Linked DNA regions of Homo sapiens: region 1 is linked to region 2. Evidence: chromatin loops called from intact Hi-C (ENCODE). Cell type or tissue: endothelial cell of umbilical vein. All regions are shown on one strand. Each heading gives the region's core, and the rest is flanking DNA. Links, peaks and the distances in the headings are about the cores only.

Region 1 (5,380 bases), core at 120-5,119, 200 kb before region 2:
GCTTAATTTTTCTGCACCTTTATTCAAAACATGTAACTCAGAGCAGATTTTTTTTTTTAATTTATTTTTTTTTTTTTGAGATAGGGCCTCACTCTGTCACCCAGGCTGGAATGCAGTGATGTGATGATCACAGTTCACTGCAGCCTCAACTTCCTGGGCTCAAGCAATCCTCCCACCTCAGCCTCCCAGAGAGCTGGGACTACAAATGTGTGCCACCACACCTAGCTAATTTTTTGTAGAGATGGGGTTTTGCCATGTTGCTCAGGCTGGTCTTGAGCTCCTGGGCTTAAGCAATCTTCTTGTCTTGGCCTCCAAAAGTGCTGGGATTACAGGTGTGAGTCACCATGCCCAGCACCCAGGGCAGAATTTGAAAGTCCTTGCTTCAGTGTTTGTACAGCTGTTCAGGACTTTCCAGTGTATCAGTTATTCAAATTTTAAAGCACTTATCAAAGAGAGCTTAGTTTTCAGTCTCAAAAGTCCAAGAAAGACCTAAAGATTGTTGGTGGTTATTTTATAGCACACCCAAACAAATCTTTCACATTGTCTCTCTTTAGACCACTTGCCTCTGATCAGGCCTGCCTCCTCAGCCACACTTCAAATGAAAGAAATCAAGTAAACAACTTTTAGCAATCAGGGCACCCTAAAATAGCAGGTGATCTGCAGCAGGTTAAGCACACACCAACATACATGCAAATCAGTCAAATTTTGTACCTGGCAAATAAGGCTAACAATTTATATTTTGACTGACTTGATTATTTGAAAAAACTGCTTTTCTGTGACATAAATATAGATGTTAGTTCTGTCTCGCAGCTAAGTATCTCACGAGAAAGCCACATTAACCTTAATGATTTCCTGACATGGAAATTAATATTCCCTAGCAAAGAAATAAAATGGTATCCACTGGTGCTTGTGCAGCTAAAAAATACTGTCTTCCTCCTTCCCTCCCCTGGTTGACATTAGTTGGTTTCAGTCCACAAATATTTACTGAGTGTTAACAATGTGCCAGGCAACTGTTTAATGCTAGAAACACAGTGCTGAAAAAGACAAAACAAGTCCCTGTTTAAGGCAGTTGCATTCTAAGGGAAGGGGGATATGCAATAAACATGTAAACAAACAAATAAATAATACAATTTCAGGAACTAAGGACTATGAAGAAAATAAAGCGGAGTACTATGGTAGTTGGTACCTGGGGTGTGGTTTGGCTGCTTAGTGACATCTGAGTTGAGACCTGAAGGCTGTGAAGGAGGCAGCAGTGTGAGCATCCAGGGAAGAGCTCTGCTAGCAAAGAAACAGTAAGTGCAAAGGACCTGGGATAGAAACAAGCCTTGTGTACCGTGTACTTGAAGGCAACAAGATGGGCAGTGTGGTTACAGGCAAGTAGTTAGAGGGAAAGCTTGGAAGGAGATAAGGCTGAACAGGAGCCAGGATGAAAGAAGCAGAGCCGGATCAGAGTGATGACAAGCTGGAGGAGGAGTTAAAGAAAGGAAGCTGGGAAGTGGTGTGATCTCATTTGTATTTAATCTGGCTACTTTGTGGAGAATGGATTGTAGGAGGTCAAACACGGAAGTGGGGAGATCTGGGAGGAGCCTATGGCAGAAGTCCGGGTGACAGACACTGGCAGCTTGGCCTAGGGTTTCATCAACAGGCCACTACCGGCTCATACGGTGCCTTTGTGAAAATTAGAAAAAGGCTCCTCTTTCCATTAGATGCCCTGATTGCAGATGGATTAAATGTGAGGTGTGAAGAAAAGAGAGGAATCCAGAATGACTCAAGTTTGCACCTCAATAATTGGCTGGAGAGTTATGGAATCAGTAGTTCAATTCTGATCATGTTCACTTTCAGGACCGTGAAATTTTCCCATGCAGCGGTTGCACCCCCTGTTACAATGTGAAAACTCAGTAGCATTTGCCACACTGACGTTGGTTTCCTTTCAGCTGGCTCTGGGAACCTTATGCTGATGTAATGGAGATAACCTTTGTGAGACGTTAAATCAGTGTATTTGCCTGCCCAGTAAGTCTTTGTCTCCATGGCTTCCCCCTTGAGTCAATGGCATGCATTCAGTCACAGGGAGAAAAAAAAACCCAGCCAAGATTGGATAAGTCATCCCTTAGCTTAGAATTTCAAAATAGGATTAATTCATAGCAAAACAATAGTTTGAAATCAAGGGCTTTGAGTGTCAAAAACCAGACATTGTTGAAAGAAAAAAATGTATTTGTATATGCTAGTGAGGCAGAACTTGGAAAAGTGCCCCTGAACAGATCACAGATACAGCCAAGAAGAACACAGGATATGATGTCAGAGCCACTTTCTCATGACTGGAAGGGAAGATAAAAGCAGCAGGCAGAGGCCGGGTGCAGTGGTTCACGCCTGTAATCCCAGCACTTGGGGAGGCCAAGGTGGGCGGATCATGAGGTCAGGAGATCGAGACCATCCTGGCTAACATGGTGAAACCATCTGTACTAAAAATACAAAAAATTAGCTGGGCGTGGTGGCGGGCACCTGTAATCCCAGCTACTCGGGAAGCTGAGGCAGGTGAATTGCTTTAATCTGGGTGGCGGAGGTTGCAATGAGCTGAGATCGCGTCACTGCACTCCAGCCTGGGCAACAGAGCGAGACTCTGTCCCAAAAAAAAAAAAAAAAAAAAAAAAGCAGCAGGCAGGAATTTGGGACATTCAGAGAGTACCAGCACAGGGTTGCCCCAGATGAGTGGAGGGTGCACTAAAAGAAGAGGAGGCATGTATCCTGCTTTCTGTTTGGAACCGGGGTAACTACAGAGAAGTAGCTTGAGATAGTGATTTCTGTTCTTTGGGGTCATGCATGGTCTTTAGGAGATCCAGTGGTAGAATGATAAAGGCTAATGGGATGAATGGGCTGGAAGAGGCCTGGCCCTTGGGCCAAGAAGTTGTGAGGCTTATGGTCCTTGCCACTGAGAGCCATGGCAGGGGCCGTGGCTGTCAGTAGTGGAAATGGTTCTAGGCCCAAAAGCCGGAGATAATTTCCTCATCAAGGGAGGCCGGGAGAGCCTGGATGATGGCAGACAGACTTGCTCTGCCAGTTTTTCAAGACCCGAATGACATCTTAAGAAAGAGAAGTGGGAGAGGAGAACCATTGGATCAGGGAGAAACCTTGAAAGATTGAGTGAGTTTCCAAGGAAAACTGTTGTAAACGTAAAGAGACTGTGTTACCTTTAATTGGCAAGATCAAGTGTTTCCACCTACGTTAGGAATGGGGGCTTTCCAGCAAGAAATCATTATCGACAATGAAGTTGCTTTTTTTTGTAAATCTAGTTTTTAGTGAGTACATTTAAACCCTGCTACATTAGGAAGGTCTGTATTGCTACCAAATAAAGAGAACTCAGCTTGACATACCCCTGCCTCTAATGGAGAGAGGGGGAGGAAGGAGACGGAGGGGAAAGATTGAGTCTGTCAACAGTAGTTACCTCCAGGGAAGATAACTGAGGGACAGAGAAGGAAGAAAAACCTATTTCTCATGGAACGTTTTCTGTACCTTTTGCATTTTTTCCATATGCATGCATGAACTATTCAAAAATAAATTAAAAGGGGAAAAATAAGTTTCTGAAATGAGAAGCATGCAGATGCACAGAATGTGATATTCAGTGCTTGGCAATTAACCTTAAATAGTTTTCATCTCACCAGAATCTTTGAGCCACTTCTCCTCAGTGTACCTTGTGGTTATTCCCTTCATTTGTGTAGGTGTTGGGTAAGCTGTCTGTCTTGCCTTTCCAGCGAGCCCATGACCCATTTGTGCATGGTACTCCAAACACTGTACCACCGACCCTACAGGTGGCCCATCGCTTTTACAGGGGAAAACAATCCCACTGACCCATTTGGTCTTGCCCTTCATCCTGGATTGAGGTGTGGGAAGGATTAATAAGGGTTTTTTGTTCTCACCCTGGTTATTTCCACCCCATTGGCATCACATAACAATGGGGAAGCAGTGGAAAGAACTTAGGTGCTGGAATCAAATTTGCTAGGGCTTACCTCTGCCAGCTACTAGCTTTAGGTACTTGGGTGGGTCTCAAGTTTCTTCTTCTATACATTGGAGTAATACAAACCTCACTGGGTTATCACAACACAATACTAGAACTGTTCTGATTACCCCAACCCCCAGTCTAAGAGACCAGACTAATTTTTGTAAAATCTCGCATCCAGCCAAACTTAGCATACCTATTGTCCCTGTATTCCTCAGTTTCTACCCAAGACATAAGCCTCTTCATTCATCTGTTGTATCCCTTACTCTCATTTATATCCTTCCCCGTATTTCACTCCCTTGACTCAACCTCCCTCTGCTTCCCTCTTTTAAGTAGTATGTTTTCATTTGCAGGCTACAGGAAACTCAAGTCTAACTGGTTTAAACATTAAGGGCATTTACCGACTCAAGTAACTGAAAATTCAGCAGTGGCAAAGGCCTTGGGTTACCTGCCAGACAGACATACCAAGGGCCTTGTTTCTTCTCTTTCTCTACTCTCGCACCCTCAACGTGAGCTTCATTCTGGGATTGGCTCCCCTCGTGGTTATACAGGCTGGAGGTCAGCAGCAACTGAGCCTGCATGCTTCTGCATTAAGTCCAGAGGAACTGAGGAGTGAGTCTTTAACCATCAAACAAAAATCCTGGCCTTTCATTAATTAGAACAACCTGAACCAATCATGGTGACTAGGGGAATGCCATGTGCTAATTTGCTTAGCTCTGAACTAAGTTATCCATTTTTGAGCCAATTACAGTGACAAGGGAGTTGAGATTATGATGACTGATTTAGATCAGAGGTTCTCAACTGGGAGCAGCACTGCCTCCTTCAGAGTATTTGGAAATGTTGCTCTGACTGGGAGTACCACTGGCTTTTACTGGAAGAGGGATGGGGGAGGGGAGACACAGGACAGTCGTGTGGAATTTTGGTCTGCCAAAAATGCCAATAGTGCCTCTATGAAGAAACACTGACTTAAAACATCAGGGCACACTTCTGAAACAGGAGTTTGTTTTCCCTTAGGTACATAAGCCATACTGGGGCAGGATGGACACCTAAACAAAAATGACTAGACTACTCAGGCTCCTTCCTAATCTTTATTGACTCCCTTCTATCTTTACTTAGATCCCTGCTCAGCCTATTATGTATTACTTTTAACTAATCTCTTGACAATGTCATTTACTTCCTAGCCCCATTCTGCTGTACCTACCCAGATAAATCCTATAGTGACACTGACTTGAGAAAGATACTTTCAAACCTTTTAAAAATCAAAGCTATAGGCCAGGCGTGGTGGCTTATGCCTATAATCCCAATACTTTGGGAGGCCCAGGTGGGGCAGATCACCTGAGGTCAGGAGTTCAAGACCAGCCTGGTCAACATGGTGAAAGCCTGTCTCTA
Region 2 (5,380 bases), core at 283-5,282:
AGTGTAAACCTACTCTTGGAGCAAAGGTCTATTGGCTAAGAATATTTATTAATATATTTTGAAGAGAATTGACACAGGATCAAAGGCTGTTTTATGTATAATCATTTCAAAAACCATAAACCTGTTATTAATTGTTTTAATAACTCTTATATCATCAATAAACATACCTTGGCTATATTTTACCTACATAATTTTGGCTGAATTGATGGGAGTAAATACTACAAAGGTACAGTCTAACCTGGAGTGGGATATACTCCTGAAAATACTGTCAAATTTCAGCGTTCTCTAGATACCTCATTATTTATCAAAAGTTAATAATTAGGGATCTAAAGCCACCATATGATATTGTCACAAAAGTGGTAACTAAACCCCACATCCAGTAACAAGATAATTAAAACCTAAATCTGAATATGGGAGAAAATAGAGTTTAAAGGGAAGTGTGTAGAAGAGGTGCTAGGAAGTTACTGAAGGCAAATTCCACTTGCTCAACAATTCTCCTGTGGACCACGGTGGTAGCCATCAGAGTGGGACTGGAAAGACATGGCACACCATATAAATGTTAGCAGGGCGCTTTGTAAATTGAATATATTTAGTGTCTATTGAACGTTTAGTCTGAGGGTCCATTTCTACCTGCCTGCCTTGAGGTCTTGTTCTCAGTGCTGCTCAGTCGTGACACATGACAGAGGTGTGGCTGAGATCAGCTAGGACCCCAGCTAACTCTCCTGCTTTTCCCAGCTGCACTCTCAGTAGACCTTCTTTTCTAGTCTCCCAGGCTTAATTGAAGCTGTTGTTTTGCTCTTGGATCCATTCTTCCTTCAAATCTATGAAAAAACTACTCGAAAGAAGATTGTGAGCTCTTGCTGCTCCTGATCCCTGAGCAGGAAAGGTGACTCTAATATGATTAATGAGCTCAGCTGGACTTTGCCCCCTGACCTAAGTGATGATGTGGGCTCCCGAGAACATTTAGAGGAGGAGCAGGAAGAGCTCCAGCATGCTGTGATGTCAGATGCCCTCCTGGAAAGGTCTGGGCCTGGAAGAGGCACTCTATCCCAGCAGGATCCCCTGTCAGAGTGTGACAGAAACATGCGGAAGGGGACAGCTACCCACCCACTCACCAATAATAATTCCACCCCTCTGCTAGCTATATGTGCCCTCTGATTCAAGGATGTTCCTGTTAAACATGGTAGCACCTAAATTAATGGGGAAAATGGCTTGAATGGGATACAGAAAGGAGCTTAGCCAAGAGGGAGAACCAGGCGGGAAGGAGATGGCCTGAACTGCAACCAGCCGCAGTTCTCAAGCTCAGAAGGGCTGTCATCACCACCCAAACCATGCTGAGATTAGATGGTGGCTGTGACCTTCTTGGTAAACTGTGTAGTGTTTATTGTATGGATTCAGTTCTTCTCAGTAAGCTTTTCTTTCTTTTAAGAAACATCCCTTCTTGGAGAGGAGAGGTCTTTGAACTGAGTGGGCACTTGACGCTTGTATTGGCTGTGCCTGGAGATGGTGGCTTGTCTGGGATGAAGGGCTTGAGCAGGGGCTGGATCTAGCCTGCTTGGCTTGCTGAGCTGCACCTGGCTCAGGACTGGGTCAGCTATGGGAAGGAGCATCTTTGCGGAACTGGTCTGCCTTCTAGTTTGCAGAAAGGCCTCTTAAGGTGCTAGTGGTATGTGACCACCATCCCAGGAGGGTCCAGGAGCAATGTGCAGTGCATCCTGGTACCAGCAAGGTAGCTCATGCACATACCTGAATGGAGCCCGTTCCTGTTTTAGGTTGCTGCTTACCACTCTTGTACCTAAAGAGAAACAAAACCGTGGCCTTCAAGAATTGGGTGAATGACTGTGCTGACCTACTCTGCTCTTGATGAGACCTGAGACTCCCTCCAGCATGGACTTAGGGAATAAACCCTCTACCCAGAGACAACTCAGAAGACCTGAGTTTTTGCTCTGACTCCATCTCCAAGAGCAGTTTTATCTAGGGTGAGCCTTTTAACCCAAACTTTAGAACCTTCATTTCCTTACCTGTAAATGGGGATGAAAATTTTCACATTCAGGGATCGTCCTGAGGATTAAACAAAAGAACGCTCTGGCGAACATTTCTGTGAGCTGTAATATCCTGAACAAATGCAAATGTTAGAAGCGATTATTACTTCCTATGCATGCTTAGCCTCTGATTCACCTCGGGATGGGAAACCAGATGTTCTTGTTTTCTTTGTGCAGTGGCTACTTCAAAGTCTTGCTAAGTCTACTTAATAATGCTGGTGTGGAGTGAGCCCCAGCATTCTGGAAACAAGGCTGCACCGTGCTCTCTGTTGCTATTTTGTTGTGAGAGACTTCTTTAGAGATAAATAACACTACTCATGGGGACTTCAGAGAGAATATCTATGTGCTATAAAAAAAAGTTTTACTTTGTGAAGTTCAATATAATATCTTTGTGAAATTTATGAATAAGACTAAACATTTGGGTGAGACTGAGACAAATGGCAATCTCCTGGGTTGTGTGTTTTTGACCCCACAAGTGCTGCCATCTTTAGCACTCTCAAACTCCTTTCAGACCAACCTCTCTTTTGAGTCTTTCTCCACGTCCTAATAACCCTCTCGATTTTATTAAAATACTCCATAGGTAGGTCTGAAACTTGGGTGATGGGCAGGTGAAGTATAGATAGCTATTAAGCTTAAGAAATTCCCCAACCCCAAAATACCTCTAAAGTATTCCATTGCTAATGACCAAAATTCTGTTATTAGCCATTAATTCCTTTAGATTAAGAAAATTATCTCCCTATTAAAATTTAAGTCATCCCTGGAGGAGTAACTTTTAAAAGTGCTATACTTTCATGTGAAGGGCTTTATTCAGGGGATGGGGAACTTTTTCTGTTAAGGATCAGAAAGTAAATATTTTAGGCATATGGTCCATAAAGTTTCTGTTGCGACTGCTCAGCCCTGTCTTTGTAGGATGAAAGGCAGCCACAGATGGTACACAGACAAATAAGCATGGCTGTGTTTCTATAAAATTTTATTTAAAACAGCAGGAGGTGGGCTGCTTGTGGCCCCTTGACTCAACTGAATCCTCTCAAAGTGGGCAACCAGCTGAGAGCCAGACAAGGAGGAGGAGAGAAGGAGCATCTTGCATCTAGTGTACCAGAAGGGGAAGTGACCAGTAGGGTGTGAAGATGTGGAGCAAAGAGCCACGGTGGACCCTCAAAGCCAAGTTTCATAAGAGCTAGTCCTGTTTAGCCATTTAGGCATTTTTTGATGAGTGGAGAATATTTGACTCAATATGTTTACTACATATATTTCTACACTTTTTTATTTCATGGTGGTGAGGTGACACTTTTTTTCATTCATTTTCATTTGATTTAGTGTATCATTCTTATTTAGTATATCAATTACGTAGTTACAGGAAAAGGCAGCTGCCATTCTACCATCTAGCATCTTACAGTACTACTCATATTGTAGAAGTTGCTAAACATTAAAGGGAAATACTTTTGAATACAAGTAAATTTCAGGCTGTATTATGCTCTCCCCTTCCTCTGTTTGTTTGAACACTCTTTGACAGTTGAATTACATTGCAGACGGTCTGTGAAGTGAATGGTGGTCTGATTTCCTAGGATCAGTGCATAAAAGAAGCTTTTTCTTTTTTGTCCAGACAGCATTTTATTTCAGGATCAATGGTGGCTGATGCATGGTGCTTATTCTTAGTCGTGACATGTTCTTGAAGTAAAAAGAGAATTATTTGTAAGCCTTTGAAGGCCCATTCAGGTGTTGGGCACGCGCTGCAGAGCTGGGCTGTGGACCCAGCCCATGGAGGGAGTGAGCATGCATGGTGTCTCAGGAGCGGGGTAGATTTGAGCTAAGACCTTACTTTCTCTCACCCAGACCCTCCTGTGGCAGTCAGCGCAACATGGAAGACAATAAGTTTGGAATTAGGAATGAAGCCTGCAGCTGCAGGCCAGGCAAGCTGGAATCATAACTACAGCCCAAGAAAATGAAAACTGACCACTAGGGTGGGGAGAGGAAGGGCAGTGGGCTTGTTGAATTGATGCTTTCCTTTTTCTCTGAGACATGCTGGCTTCTTTCCCCCTTTGGGAATAGGCTCAATGTCTTGGAGACAGTCTAATTACTTTTTATACATTCATAAAGAAGTTTATTTTTGGTAAAGACACTCAAACTAGAATATACTTGATTGGTTTACACTGAAAAAGTAATTTGGGACTCATCACTCAAATTGCATTAAAAATGCTGAAATGCATTCCAGTCATTATCTAGTCTAGCCTACTTCTTACTGTATCAGAGAGATGGAATAACATCCAAATTACTAGTCCTGCATATATTTTATGTTCCTAAATCTGAACTAGTAAGAGAAAAACTCTCCTTGTTAAAGGGAATGTTAACATTCACTAGGAGGTTTGTACATGGACTCCTCCCCTCCATCTGCAGAGTATTGTCGAGGATCTGAATACAGAAAGGACATAACACCCTTGTCATCTGTGCTAGGCATAGCCAGACCTAGAGGAAAGGGCAGTATTGCATCTGCATCAGTAAGGGGGCTACCAGGGAAGCAGAGGGAAGCGGAACATAGGGAAGCAGAACCAGCAGGACACACACACACACACCCCCACCCAAGTCAGTTCTTGCTATTCGTGATAGCAGTGTTCTATAAAGCTGTCACAAACATTGAAATAGCAAATGCTGAACCATTGCTCCTAGGGGATCTACAGGGTTAGGTTCCTATGAACCTCTGGTCACAACATTTTCATCAACTGATCAAGATATTACCTTGTTTTATGTGTGTTTCTGTTTAAAGACACCTTATTTAATATATACTGTTGATGCATTAACATTGAACTCATGGCCAAAACATTACCACCCATGCCTGAATGAAGCTTATCTAACACACGTATTTTCCCTGTGAGGCACATCACAGTCTTCTGGTGCTTAGAAACACCAGACAACACCTCAGCACTACACTCAAGGGTCATTTTAAACAATGAAATCACCAACAAAAAGCACAAGAATGTGAAAATCATGGCACTAAATGAACTGTGAGAAGGACAGTTGTTTACAGTATGAGAGCTGAAACATGAAAGTGCTGCCTCAATTGACTTCAGCTGAAAAATTTGTGCATTGGGTGACTTAAACTTTTCACTGCTTTGAGCATGTCTGTGATTGATTGCGGAAGCACTGCAAGTATTGGTTTTGGGGTTACAAATGAATTTTAGAAAGTAGGCAAATTTCCAAATACATAATCCATCGATAATGAGGATCAACTCTACATTACAAAAGTTTTTCAAGAATTGGCTTGTGTGATTGTGGGGACTGACAAGTCTGAAATCTATAGGTCAGGCCCGAGGGCTGGAAACTCTCCCACAGGAGCTGGAGCT

What was found. A loop is a pair of places that touch in the nucleus more often than their neighbours do. Peaks named below come from ENCODE experiments on the same cell type or tissue, not always from the same donor. Only the 100,000 strongest peaks of a DNase experiment are listed, where the experiment ranks them.
Region 1: a loop joins it to region 2, with 6 times the contacts of the local background. A loop is called at or near these places in 1 of 110 quality-filtered maps.

Annotation. Positions count from the first base shown.
Region 1 is chr2:64,062,683-64,068,062 of GRCh38, forward strand. The region is part of intron 1 of LOC124907774 (a long non-coding RNA gene); the gene reads right to left. Among named protein-coding and RNA genes, the nearest start is that of VPS54, 46 kb to the left of the region's middle. RefSeq lists a silencer at 294-383. In endothelial cell of umbilical vein, for the core only: no CTCF peak of the experiment used is centred there; DNase peaks (open chromatin) are centred at 399, 1,469 and 2,119; H3K27ac peaks cover 2,904 bases.
Region 2 is chr2:64,261,320-64,266,699 of GRCh38, forward strand. No RefSeq gene overlaps it. Among named protein-coding and RNA genes, the nearest start is that of LINC00309, 59 kb to the left of the region's middle. In endothelial cell of umbilical vein, for the core only: no CTCF peak of the experiment used is centred there; DNase peaks (open chromatin) are centred at 922 and 2,202; H3K27ac peaks cover 3,020 bases.